Linked DNA regions of Homo sapiens: region 2 is linked to region 1. Evidence: chromatin loops called from intact Hi-C (ENCODE). Cell type or tissue: heart left ventricle. All regions are shown on one strand. Links, peaks and the distances in the headings refer to the core of each region. The heading gives the core; the rest is flanking DNA. Region 1 overlaps NOS1 (nitric oxide synthase 1). Region 2 overlaps KSR2 (kinase suppressor of ras 2).

The links. Peaks named below come from ENCODE experiments on the same cell type or tissue, not always from the same donor. Only the 100,000 strongest peaks of a DNase experiment are listed, where the experiment ranks them.
Region 2: it touches region 1 in a loop (5-fold over the local background); 57 of 110 quality-filtered maps call a loop at or near these places.

Annotation. Positions count from the first base shown.
Region 1 is chr12:117,230,720-117,233,219 of GRCh38, reverse strand. It overlaps NOS1 (nitric oxide synthase 1), which reads left to right. Exons shown (of 29, transcript NM_000620.5): 22 at 1,089-1,258. Among named protein-coding and RNA genes, the nearest start is that of FBXO21, 42 kb to the right of the region's middle. RefSeq lists a silencer at 213-379. In heart left ventricle, for the core only: no CTCF peak of the experiment used is centred there; a DNase peak (open chromatin) is centred at 1,179; H3K27me3 peaks cover 1,593 bases.
Region 2 is chr12:117,843,652-117,854,990 of GRCh38, reverse strand. The region is part of intron 3 of KSR2 (kinase suppressor of ras 2); the gene reads left to right. LOC105370011 (a long non-coding RNA gene) reads right to left here. Exons shown (of 3, transcript XR_945403.3): 3 at 11,213-11,296. Among named protein-coding and RNA genes, the nearest start is that of KSR2, 120 kb to the left of the region's middle. RefSeq lists an enhancer at 7,506-8,023. In heart left ventricle, for the core only: a CTCF peak has its summit at 4,821 (motif pointing right); no DNase peak of the experiment used is centred there.

The DNA.
Region 1 (2,500 bases), core at 1-2,500:
AAAAATTAGCCAGGCATGGTGGCACATGCCTGTAATCCCAGCTACTCAGGAGGCTGAGGCAGGAGAATCGCTTGAACCCAGGAGGCAGAGGTTGCAGTGAGCCAAGATCACACCATCACACCATTGCACTCCAGCCTGGGCAGCAAAAGCGAAACTCCATCTCAAAAAAAAAAAAAAAAAAAAAAGTAGTGAGGCATGATGGCACACGTCTGTAGTCCCAGCTACTCAGGAGCATGAGGTGGGAGGATTACTTGAGCCCGGGAGTTCAAGGCTACAGTGAGTTGTGATCGCACCACTGCACTCGCCTGGGCAACAGAGTGAGACCCTGTCTCAAAAAAATAAATAAATAAAATAAAAATAAAAATAAATCCAACCCAGACAGTACTTCCTCTGTGTTGAAATAGAGCTTTTTATTTGGGATTGAACCCCTGATGGAGAAGAGGCTTATATTTAGGGACGTATTGGATGAAGAGTGTATAGAGGGGGTACAATATAGTAGTTAGAACAACGTCTGAAGCCACACTGCCTGACTTCACGCTTATGAGCTGTGTGATCTCGGGCAAATTTCTTAACCTCTCCATGCTTCTATTTTTCTCAGCAGGGAGAAGAATAACACTGTCTTGGATTGTTGTGATGATTAAATGAGCTAATATAAAATACTAATAATAGTACTCGGCATATAGAATGTGTTAGTGTTTATAATGACAACACTAACATCCCATTCAGGGGGTGAGAGGCTGATACCATGCAAAGACACATGGGGCCGAAATAGGCTTATCTCTGTCACGCACAGCTGGGGGCTCATTGTATAGAATGCCAGTGGACTGTCATGCTATTTTAGTATTTTTCTCCTCTCTTCATGTATTTTTCTTAATTTTTGGATTCATTTGCCTAATTTGGGATTTGCTTCTTGCACACATGAAATCCCCTGGATTCTGGGCATGGAAGGTGGAGAGCTAGAAGGTTGCTTGGCTCTGGAGCCACCCTCCTCTCCTGGCCCCATCCTCTGCTCCAGGAGCAGACCTGAACCCCCGACTTGGACTCAAGCCCTCCCACACCCACCTGTCACCTGCCTTGTACCTCCACAGGTGTCATCAGTAACTGGACAGACGAGCTCCGCCTCCCGCCCTGCACCATCTTCCAGGCCTTCAAGTACTACCTGGACATCACCACGCCACCAACGCCTCTGCAGCTGCAGCAGTTTGCCTCCCTAGCTACCAGCGAGAAGGAGAAGCAGCGTCTGCTGGTCCTCAGCAAGGTGGGTCCCCAGGCTTCGCACAACCCTAGGGGGCGCATTTCACCTCCTCGTCATTAAAGAGTTGAAAACTGTTATTACCAGGCTTCCAGCAGATGGAAGTCTTGAGCCAAGGGGGCCATTATTTGCTGTAGATTGCCATATTGGCTGGTCCAACGTGGCTGGTCTTCCACCAGTTCTAAGGCCTGGCAGAGCAAGAGTGACTCCCTTGAATCAACAGTTCCCTGGCTACAACAGAAATTGCTATTCTAACTCTTTCTGTCTTCTTCTGGAACCTTGAGCTTCCATTAGTGCCATCTTAGCCCATGCTTAGGAGAAAAAGAAACAGGATCTCACCATGCCTTGGTTTAAAGATAAGGTTTTTTCTTGTTTTTTGTTTTTTTAATTTTTATTTTTATGGGTACTTGGTTGGTAGGTATATATATTATGGGGTACATGTGATGTTTTGATACAGGCATACAATGTGTAATAATCACATCAGGGCAAATGGGGTATTCATCCCCTCAAGCATTCATCATTTCTTTGTGTTGGGAACATTCCAATTCCACTCTTTTAGTTATTTTTAAATATACAATAAATTGTTGTTGACTATAGTCACCTTGTCTAGATCTAGGAAATACTAGATCTTATTCTTTTTTTTTTTCTCTGAGACAGAGTCTCACTCTCTAGCCCAGGCTGGAGTGCCGTGGCGCAATCTCGGTTCACTGCAACCTCCATTTCCCCGGGCTCAAAGGATTCTCGTGCCTCAGCCTCCCGAGCAGCTGGAATTACAGGTGCCTTCCACCATGGCCAGCTAATTTTTGTAGTTTTTTTCTTTAGTAGAGATGGAGTTTCACCATCAAACCCCGATCTCAGGTGATCCACCCACCTCGGCCTCCCAAAAGTGCTGGGATTACAGGCATGAGCCACTGCACCCGGCCTAGATCTTATTCATTCTATGTGACTGTATTTTTGTACCCATGAACCATCTCCACTTTCCCCCACTCCTCCCCACTACCCTTCCCTGCATCTTGTAGCCCTCCTTCTACTCTCCATCTTCATGACTTTATTTGCTTCTAGTTTTTAGCTCCCACAAATGAATGAGAACGTGCAAAATTTGTCTTACTGTGCCTGGCTTCCTTCACTTAACATGATGTCCTCCAGTTCCATCCATGTGGCTGCAAATGATGAGCTTTTGCCAATGCAGAGGAGCTGCAGGGGGGACTATTAGAGATCAGAGGTCTCTGATTGTAAAATGAACCAAAT
Region 2 (11,339 bases), core at 3,716-6,215, 620 kb before region 1:
CCACCCTCTAGGTAACTGCTCTTGTCATTTTGGTATAATTTTTCCTGACAAATGGATATATGTATACTTTAAAAAATAGAATTATCCACACATATTGCTTAAATTTTTTTTTTTTTCACCTAATAAAATAACCTCTGTGACTTGTTCTATCAGTTTGGGGGCCAAATATATTGTCATCCCTCCTGGATCTTTTCCATTAATTGCTCAGATACCTGTTTGTCTTTATTAGCAGAACATCAGATATCATCTTCCTGAGGCTTCCTGCTTCTCTTTAGCCTCATGATTTTTCTGCAAATTCTGGGGCCTTTCTGTCCCAAGGGATCCGCTCTGCACATGCCAGCCACGGAGAAGTGTTAGTGGCCATCAGCACGGTTGTTGCAGTTCCCACCACAAGGTGTCACTGTTGAGCATCAGTCTGGCAGAGTCAGGTGGAGGCTCACAGATGCCCTTGCTTGATTCAACCTGCTCTATTCAACAAGCATTTGTTGAATATTGTTCTAGGCCTGGAGAAGTCTTCTAATCTGAGTGGCTATGGGGTGCCAGCAGGGCTGAGAAGGCAGCGGTGAACAAAACAGAACATACTTGAAACAGGTCATCGGCCCAGTCCTCCATGCGTGCCCTTTTGTATTTTTTCTTGCTGGCAGATCCTGATTCAGGTACAGTCAGCATCAAAAGGGACCATGCGGCCGGGCACACTGGCTCACGCCTGTAATCCCAGCACTTTGGGAGGCCAAGGCAGGAGGATCTCTTGTGCTCAGGAATTCCAGACCAGCCTGGGCAACATGGCGAAACCCCGTCTCTACAAAAAATACAAAAAAATGTGCCATGTGTGGTGGCACACGCCTGTAGTCCCAGCTACTCGGGAGGCTGAGGCTGGTGGATCACTTGAGCCCAGGACATTGATTGAGGCTGCAGTGAGCTATGATCACACTGCTGCACTCCAGCCTGGGTGACAGAGCAAGATCCTGTCTCAAAAATAAAATGGGGGGCAGACCATGCACTGGGGGCTGTCTTATGTGTTGAAGGATGTTTGGTTAGAAGCATCCTTGACCTCTGCCCATGAGATACCAGTAACATCCCCCAACTCAAAGTCATGACACATGGAAATATCCCCAGATATTTCAAAATGTTCCCAGGGAGGCAAAATCACTCCTGGCTGACGAGCTGTAAAGGTCATGTTACTCTTTACCTCTAGCACAATGGTGTTGACTCACCCAACATGAGTGTGGCTGACAGGGAGGGGCCTCTCAGTCACTCAGTACATACAAAATCTGCTCCAAAGGTGACTTTCTCTCTTTACCCACAGTGAGAAGCAGATGGCAGTTTTCTCTCTTTAAAAAAAAATTGCAGGCTAGGCATGGTGGCTCACACCTGTAATCCCAGCACTTTGGGAGGCCAAGGTGGGAGAATTGCTTGAACCCAGGAGTTTGAGACCAGCCTGGGCAACATAAAGAGACTCTACCTCTACCAAAAAAAGAAAATTAGCTGGGTGTGGTGGCATGCGCCTGTAGTCCTAGCTACTTGGGAGGCTGAAGTGGGAGGATTGCTTGAGTCCTGGAGGTCAAGTCTGCAGCAAGCTGAGATAGTACCACTGAACTCCAGCCTGGCCCACAGAGTGAGGTCCTGTCTTAAAAAAAATTGCACCAAATTACAGTGTTGTCATAAACATCTTCCTTTGTCAATAAATGCATTCACTTCTTATTTTTAATACCTGAATACTAACAATTTATTCAACCAATCTCCTATTTTTGGAAATATCCATATTTTTCCTATCATAAGCAACGCTGCTGTGAATACCCCTGAGTGTTATCTTTGGGGACCCCCGTGGCTATTTCTTTACAGTGAATTCATAGGAGAGGGGTCTTGCAGTGGAACATTTGCATATTTTGGCCGGACGTGGTGGCTCACACCTATAATCCCAGCACTTTAGGAGGCCGAGGCCGGTGGATCACCTGAGGTCAGGAGTTTGAGACCAGCCTGACCAACATAGTGAAACCCCATCTCTACTAAAAATACAAAAATTTAGCTGGGCTTGGTGGCGCATGCCTGTAATCCCAGCTATTTGGGAGGCTGAGGCAGGAGAATCTCTTGAACCTGGGAGGTGGAGGTTGCAGTGAGCTGAGATTGTGCCACTGCACTGCAGCCTGGGTGACAGCGAGACTCCATTTCAAAAACAAAAAACAACAACAAAAAACCCATATTTTAAAAATTATGGTGAACATTGTCATATATCTTTCCAGAAAGTTTGTACCAATTTATGCCGGCACAATGCCTGACAGTGAGCGTTTGAGGTTAGGTTTTTAATTGCTTTTCAGAATTCATGTTGTCTCATCCGGGAGGCACTACTGAGTTTGGCAGCATCCTTAAAAGTAGAGTGAGATTCCAGTTTCCATGAGAGAGGCATTTATGTCAGCCTTATGGGAAAGAATAGTTATTTTTTTGTGACATTCTAGGCTGTGCGAGACCATGGGGAAGAATAGTCATTTTTTTGTGACATTCTAGGCTGTGCGAGACCATGAAAGTTCTGGTGCTCCGATTTTTATTTATTTATTTATTTATTTTGAGACAGAGTCTTACTCTTGTCACCCAGGCTGGAGTGCAGTGGTGCGACCTCGGCTCATTGTAACCTCCACCTCCTGGGTTCAAACAGTTCTCCTGCCTTAGCCTCCCGAGTAACTGGGACTACAGGTGCATGCCACCACGCCCAGCTAGTTTTTTTTTTTGTATTTTAGTAGAGACGAGGTTTCACCGTGTTGCCCAGGCTGGTCTTGACCTCCTGAGCTCAGGCAATCCGCCTGCCTTGGCCTCCCAGAGTGCTAGGATTACAAGTGTGAGCCATCACACCTGGCCCTGTCCTCTGATCTTTTTAAAAATTTTTTTGATCCAGATGGACAGTACAATTTATATTGTGACCCCCCCCACACACATAGGTACACATACATGCACACACACAGCTACACATACACATACACAATTATAGCATGTTTCATGAAACAATACTCCTCCTTCTTATGCATGATGAAGATGTTGTAAATTCATTCCTGTTCTATTCTATATCATTTAGTAGATGCTAGTAATAGCCACTTTCTTTTTTTTTTTTTTAAGATGGAGTCTCTCTGTCGCCCAGGCTGCAGTGCAGTGGCATGATCTCGGCTCACTGCAAACTCCACTTCCTGGATTCAAGTGATTCCCTTGCCTCAGCCTCCTGAGTAGCTGGGACAACAGGCATGCGCCACCATGCTGCTCTAATTTTTGTATTTTTAGTAGAGGCGGGGTTTCCCTATGTTGGCTAGGCTGGTCTCAAACTCCTGACCTCAGGTGATCCATCCGGCTCGACCTCCCAAAGTGCTGGGATTACAGGTATGAGCCACCGTGCCTGGCCTGCCTCTATTTTTTGTTTTTTGAGACAGGGTCTTGCTTTGTCACCCAGGTTGGAGTACAGTGGTGTGATGTGATCACAGCTCACTGCAGCCTCGACCTTCTGGGCTCAAGCAACTGTCCCACCTCAGCCTCCCCAGTAGCTGGGACTACAGGTGCATACCACCACACCTGTCTAATTTTCGTGGAGACTAGGTTTCGCCTTGTCATTGCCCAGTTTGGTCTCGAAATCCTGGGTTCAAGCAGTCCTCCTGCCTCGGCCTCCTAAAGTGCTGGGATCACAGGCATGTGTCCCCATGCTTGGTCAAGCAGCACTTTTCATTACACACCTCACTATGGTTTGAACCTACACTGATCCCCTACCTCCACATAGGCCTCCCTCTGGACTCTTCCCAGGCTGCTAAGACTCAGTCTTCTATGTCCTGCCTCAGATGCCAGCCTTAGGGCCACTGGGACCTTGAAAGCAATGACCAAGTGCTCCATTTTAACCCATTCCTACAGCACTTAGCACTGAAGTCAGCTCAACTCAGACTTCTTAGTAAAGAATTGTGTACCCAGTTCTGATCCTTAACACTGTACTTCACGTATGCTGTTCCTGCAGGTGATGGTGCCACTTAAAAACATTTTAATGCTTACCTGTTTTGGGGAGCAATTTGTTTTTAAATGAATGCCTCTCTTTTCCACTAGACTGTAAGCTGCAAAAGGGCAGGGATCATACTTGTTTCTGCTCACTATTCAATTCCCAGGAAGATCAATATCTAGCACATAGTAATGGTTCAATACATGTGTATTTTTTTTTTTTTTGAGATGGGGTCTTGCTTTGTTGCCCAGCCTGGAGTGTAGTGGCGCAATCTTGGCTCACTGCAGCCTCTACCTCCTGGGGTCAAGCGATCCCCCCACTCAGCCTCCTGGGTAGCTAGGACTACAGGCGTGTGCCACCATGCCTGGCAAACTTTTCTGTATTTTTTGTAGAGATAGAGTTTTGTCATGTTGCTCCAGCTGGTCTCGAACTCCTGAGCTCAAGCAATCCTTGAAAACTTACCAGTGGCTTAAAGAACACAGTCTTCCTCATGGATTGGAAAACATCCCAGGGTTTGGCTCCTACTTGAAGTCCTACCATTCACATTTTCCCTTCAAGCCCTAAATATCTGCTAAATTCATGAATTACTTAGAGTTTTCTAGATGAGGCTTGGATTTCACATCTTGGTACTCACATCCCTCTGCCTAGAATTTTCTTTCCTTTTGTCCTTCTGGTGAATCCCTGCTCTTCCCCAGGCCCAGTGCAAAGCCTGGTTCTCTATGAGGCCTTTCCTGGGCTCTGCAAACTGAGCTGACCTCTTGCCTTGGCTACCGGAACAGCAGATACTTCAGTGACCACCAGGTCTACACCGCTGAGCCCCTCCCTACCTCTGAAAAGCTGTGTGATGTGCTTGCTATTAATGTCCACCAGGGGGAACCAGTGAGCCATCCTCAAAGTATCCTTCATGTTTGGAATTCCCTTCTTCCCTCAAAAATAATAATTGGTTCCTTGAAGCTTCTAACCATCTTGGGAGTTGGATGGCTTTCCTTTACTCTAAAAATGTTATCCCAGACTGAGGAATAAACTAGTATCTTTCCCATCATACTCTTACTTCTTGAGGGTGATATTGTATTCATCTTAATAGCCCCAGCTCAACCCAGAGCTGGTGTTTCCTACAGTGATGAAATCAGGTTTTTAAAATTCTGGCCCAAAGTGAGGGCTGGATGCATGTTTGTTAAATGACAGAAGACAAGTTGTATTGAGGAACTCATATGGAGACCAAGGATATGGCAGCAAGGCTGCTTTGTGCTTGGCCAAGAATGTCATCTCTTTCTCTCTCTCTGTCCCTGTCTGTCTCTGTCTCTGTGTCTGTCTGTCTGTCTCTCTCTCTTTCTTTCTCAGAGGATGGAGGTAGCTTTATTTTAGAGATGTTAATGCTAATCTTAGTTTTCTCCTTGGGTTTTAGGGATATCTTTATTTTCCAGTGCCCAAGGAGCCCCGAAGATAGGAAATCTTAACTCATTTTTCTCTTCTCATAGCTTGTTAGATCACCCTTAGCCTGAAACCAAAGAATACTCATTCATTCATTTAGCAAGATCAAAGGATCCCAGAGCCAGGATAGCTTAACCTTTCCTTCTCGTGGCAGCTATGTCCTGAAACCAAAAAACCATTATTCACTCATTCAACGAAATTGGTTGCATGGTTATTCTATGCCAGGTGCTCTTCTGATCTCTAGAAATGCGTGCTGAGGTGTGTGTCTCCATAAAGTTTACTTTCTAGTGTGGGGGGCTGGGGCACAGACAATGAATTATTGTCTTAATGATCACGTACCTTATGCAGTGTGTGAGAATAAGTGCTATGGATTAAAGAAGACGTGCAGCAGGCTAAGCGGGGTTGGTAGTGCCCTCTGGAATGGAGGGACTGGTCATCATATTAAATAAGGTGGCTAGGGCAGCCTCCGTTCTCTTTCTCCTTTCTCCTTCTTAGTCCTCAATCATCTTCTAGGAGTATGGAATCTGGAGTCCAACAAACTTGGGTTTAAGTTCTGGCTCTGCCACCTATTAGCTGTGTGATTGTGGATACGACATATTATGATTCTGTGCTTTGTTTCCTAAGCAGCAGGATGGGGATGATGATCATGTGGGCCACAGTGGTTGCTGGGAGCATTACATGAGATGATACAGGCAAATCACCACCACCACCATCACTATTGTTAGCACCGTCATCACCATCATCACCATCATCACCATCACCACCACTACCACCATCACCACCCACCACCATCACTGTTGTTACCACCATCACCACCCACCACCATCATTACCACCATCATCGCCATCACCATCACCAGGCTCCTCCAGCCTTTTTCTTCCCCCAGCTCACTTTTCTCCACTTCTCCTCATCCTCCTCTCTTTTTTCCTCCAAGGGGCCCTTCCAAGGGGCTTCAGCCTTTCTAATTAAGCACTCTCATTCTTTGTTTCCCTTCCCTCTGAGCCACGGTCTCCCTCAGCACTGCTGTTTCTTTTGAGACTACTCCCCTTCTGTCTGGCTTGATTGTTCTCCAGAGGTAACCTACCATTCCCTGGCCACAAAAATAGAGGCAAAACCTCAAACCAGTTTTCTCTGGGCACAGCCCTAGTTTTCCTCCGTGGTTACTACAGAGCTGAGGTCCTAGGGTGAAACTGATTTGGCTGCAGGAAGAGCACGTTCTCACCATTTGTCTCCACCTCCCACTCCATTCCAAAACTGGGAACTTCAGCGTCTGAGGACAGCAGGGTCCCTTCCTAGACCTTCCTGTCCTGGGCCACAGCTGTCTTATCAGAAGAGAGCCTGGCGGAGATGTGGCCCAGCTATCAGAGTGCTGTTGCTGTGGCCTTCTTCCTCTTCTCTGCTGTTCTTTTTCTCTCTCTCCTCTTCTTTTTGGCATTTTGATGGTTTTCAGCCTCATAATTTGTGGTCATCTGTATCTTTCCTTTCCCAAGGAAAAACCTCTGGTCAAGATAATAGAAGATCTGTGTTGTGGATATTGTTTTCCTTTTTTAAAACGAATATGCTTATGTAAGGATAATGGGAGATACTGCTTTCCTTCCTCCTCCCCTTCCTTCTTTTCTACCCTTCCCTCCTTTTCCCCCTCCCACGTGTGTTTATCAAGCACTTTCTCTGCATCTGGCACACACAGTGTTGGGTTCCAGGGCTCAGGGACTTTCTCAGGACTTCAGGATTGAACTGAGACCTGAAGAGGAGGGGAAGTCTTAATGACTGGGAGTGATGGGAACACTCAGAAGTGCCTTGGGACGGGAGGGAGGGGAGCATCCCAGGCACAGAGAGAACAGTATGGGTGCCCAGTGGGGATGCTGGGGAGAGTGGTGGGAGCTGGAGCCAGACAGGTGGGCAGGGCCAGCCCCCACGGTGGGCCATGGCAAGGAGCTTACACTGCAGAGTAAGCAGGGTAGGCTGAACAGAAGGTGTCTGGATCTCTTTTCCGGTTTTTAAATAACACTCTGGCTGCAGAGTCGATGGGTGGCTTAGAGCAGGTGACAGATGCTGGGAATCCTTCGGGGGCTCAGGGAGCCACGGAGGGGAGAGAGTGGAGGCCAGGGTGCTGCAGACAGGCAGGTGCCCTTGCACCCCTGCAACCTCCTGGGAGCTTGCCTGCCTGGGCCCTCCTCTGGCTTCTTCTCTTGAGTATCAAGGGGGAGAACTGGCAGTCAGGAGAAAAACAGGATGCAGAGTGGCCCCCGAAATAGGACAGCCTCAGATGCCCTCTGGCTTCTTCCCAGTTTGGGCTTTGAATGAAGCCCCCCAGAATGCCGCCTGCCACCGTACGGTCTTCCTTTGACTGGAACAAAGACTAAGAGTGGGTCTTGATTGCCCTATTGTTCTACTTGCTTCTAACTTGGGAAAGGCTGGGCTGGCAGAGGAAGAGCTGCTCCTCCCGGAGCCCACAGGGTCTCGTATGTTCTGGTGTTGACACTGATGTCTTTCCTTTCCCCTGTAACTTCTCCAGCCCTCCTGTTCTGTAGGCACTCAGGAATCCCTTACATGTAGATAGCATCAAATTAGGACTCTCGCTTACGAGCGGCAGAAACCTGATGCGAACGCGCTTAGGCGCAAATGGCTCCATTCATTCATTCTGTAAACACGGTTGGAACTCCCCCTGTGTCAGTTGCCAGGAGGGGTTGGGGATAACAGTGGTGGGGAAGGCTGGCTGGCTGTGGGTTCTCATCAGTCTGTGTCCCAGACCTGCACTGTTCAGTACAGCGGTCACCAGACTCGTGTGACCAGGTAAACTTATATTCATTAAATAAAAGTTAAAATTCCCTTCTTCGTTCTCAGGAGCCATGTTTCAAGTTGTTCATCGCCACAGGTGGCTAGCAGCTGCCCTATTGCAATAGCACAGTTCTAGAACATCCCCATCATCACAGAATATTCTAGTGGACAGTGCTGCTCTAGAATATGTTGGAAGAAACAATGAATAAGAAAAATATCAAGTTGGGCGCAGTGGTTTATGCCTGTGATCCTAGCACTTTGTGGGGCTTGAGGCAGGAGGATCGCTTGAGTCCAGGAGTCCAAGACCAGCCTGGGCAACATAGCAAGACCCCATCTGTACAAAAAAATAGACAAAAAATCCATCTAACTGGGTGTGGTGGCACACACCTATAGTCCCAGCTACTTGAGGGGTTGAGGCAGGAGGATTGCCTGAGCCTGGGAGGTCAAGGCTGCCGTGAGCCAAGATCATGCCACTGCACTCCAGCCTGGGCGACAGAGTGAGATTCTGTCTCAAAAAAAAAAAAAAAAAAATCAAATGGTAATAGGTTTTATGCAAGAATTAAAACTGAAGTGAAACAATGGTGGCTTTGTGGCTGGCTTTGATGGGCTGATCAGAGCAGGTCAGTCAGGGTTCAGCCAGAGGAGTAGAACCAATAAGATATATTAAGAGATTTATTGCAAGGAATTGGCCTATGCAATGGTGGGGGCTGGCTGGGAAGGTCTGAAATCTGTAGGGCAGGCTGTTAGGAAGGGCAGGCTGTTTGTTAGGAAGGGCAGGCTGTTAGGAAGGGCAGGCTGGTGGAATTTCTTTTTCTTTGGAGAGATCTCAGTTCTGGGTGGGTGCGGTGGTTCACGCCTGTAATCCTAGCACTCTGAGAGGCCAAGGAGGGTGGATTGCTCAAGTGCAGGAGTTCGAGACCAGCCTGGGCAACACAGCAAAACCCCATCTCTACTGAAAAAAAAAAATAAATACAAAAAATTAGCTAGGTGTGGTGTGTGCCTGTAATCCCAGCTACTGAGGAGGCTGAGGTGGGAGAATCACCTGAGCCTGGGAGGTCAAGGCTGTAGTGAGCCGAGATTGCACTGCTGGACTTTGGCCTGAGTGATAGAGCGAGACCCTGTCTCAGGAAAAAAAAAAAAAGAAAGAAAAAGAGTCTCAGTTCCGCTTTTAAGGCATTTCAATTTCAATGGGTTGAATCAGCTCACCCGGATTATAGAGGAGAGTTTTTACTTAGAGTCACCTGATTATAGACTTTAATCACAGCAACAGAAAACCTTCACCTGATGCCTAAATTGTTGTTTGATTGAATAACTGGGGTCTATCGCTTAACCAAGTTCACACTGAAACTGACAGCGAGCCTCTCTGGGGAGATGACATTTAAGCTGAGACTTGAATGACAAGAAAGCATCAGACAGGAGAAGATCTGGGGGAAGAGCATTCTGAGAGCAAACAGGTCTCAAATGCATGTCTCAGAAGCACTTTTAAGAAGCAGAAGGCAGGCTTACATGGCCAGTGGTTGTGGGGACCCATGGCTGCGTGGGTCTGTGTCTCAGACCTGCACTTCAAAACCTAGTGGCTCAACACAACTGCCTTGTTATCTCTCATTGTTATCGAGCAAAAGGGGCTCGCTGTCTGATGCACTAGAAGCCAATACTATGACGCCGGTTTTTTGTTTTTGAGTTGGAGTCTCGCTCTGTCGCCCAGGCTGGAGTGCAGTGGTGCTATCTTGGCTCAATGCACGCTCCGCCTCCCGGGTTCATGCCATTCTCCTGCCTCAGCCTCCCAAGTAGCTGGGACTACAGGCACCCGCCACCACGCCTGGCTAATTTTTTCTATTTTTAGTAGAGACGGGGTTTCACCGTGTTCACCAGGATGGTCTCGATCTCCTGACCTCGTGATCCACCTGCCTCGGCCTCCCAAAGTGCTGGGATTACAGGCATGAGCCACTGTGCCTGGCCAGGTTTTTGAGAAAAGAAAAGCTTCTTATTGAAAGTTGACTCCCAAGGACACAGGAGTCAAGCTCAAATCTGCCACTCTGGGCTGGCTTCAAGGCAGTATTTTTATTAGGAAAGGCTTAGGGGGTAGATACTGGGATTAGCAGGTGGTTGGTGGAGGGAAAGGGGAAGTCTGGAAAGTCCTTGGGTGTGTGTACTTATTTCTTTATGTTACTTCATAGGTTGCATATGCAAATTTGGGAGAAGTTAGTATGAAATATGTGGTGGAAATTTGGGCTGTGATGTCAGCAAACTTGTGCACAATCTCCAGTTGGTCATCCTGGTTCCAATTAATTTTAGCCCACTGCCAACTTTTTAAAAAACTTGTGAGTTAAAAAAAAAAAAATACTCAGAAGAGGAGGGAATTTCAGCATCTCAGCAAGTTGTTTTTTTTTCTTATCTGTTATCCTGCAAACTCAGTAATTTCTGTCATTGGTTTCATTAACTCTTTAGGGTATAGTTTCATCATCATAATTCCCTGGGCTCAGGGATTGGCTGGGCTCAGCTGGGTGGTTCTTCTGTTCCGTGTGTTGTTGGCTGGAGCTGCAGTCATCTGGGGCTTGACTGGGCTGGAACATCCAAGATGGTGCATGCTCATGGATGGCAGTTGGCACTAGTTGTTGAGTGGGTGTTCAGTTGGGGATTATCTGCTTAGGTGCCCACATGTTGCCTTTTATGTGACATGAGCTTCTCACAACACACATCCCAAGGAGGAGGAAATGGAGGCTGCTAGTTCTGGAACAGTATCCCTTCTGCTAGTGATGATCTCAGTGATGGGTCAATCAGGGAAGCCAAATTACTGTGAGTATAATGGAAAAAATGGAATTTATTAGATGTTAGACTTATACGACCGTAGGAAGAGCTGGGGAGGTACAAGCTCAAAAAAAAAAAAAAAAAAAGGGAAGCTTAAGATTCAGAGAAAGGTCTTGAACCTACCCTGACATAGGTAAGGCAGCCTGCGGTTTCAGGGACATCTGGCAGCCAATACGTCCAGCTGTTGGAAGGGACCATGAAGACAGGCTTGGATAGATGCCCAGGGAAAGTTGTTGGCCCTTTGTGGCTATTGCCTTTGTGAGTTTGTCATGAAGCATCTGGTGGTGAACTTAAGGTCGGCTGTTGGTCATTGAGGGACTACTGTCAGGAAGAAGAGTTGGCTGTGAGGTAGGGAAGATGGAGG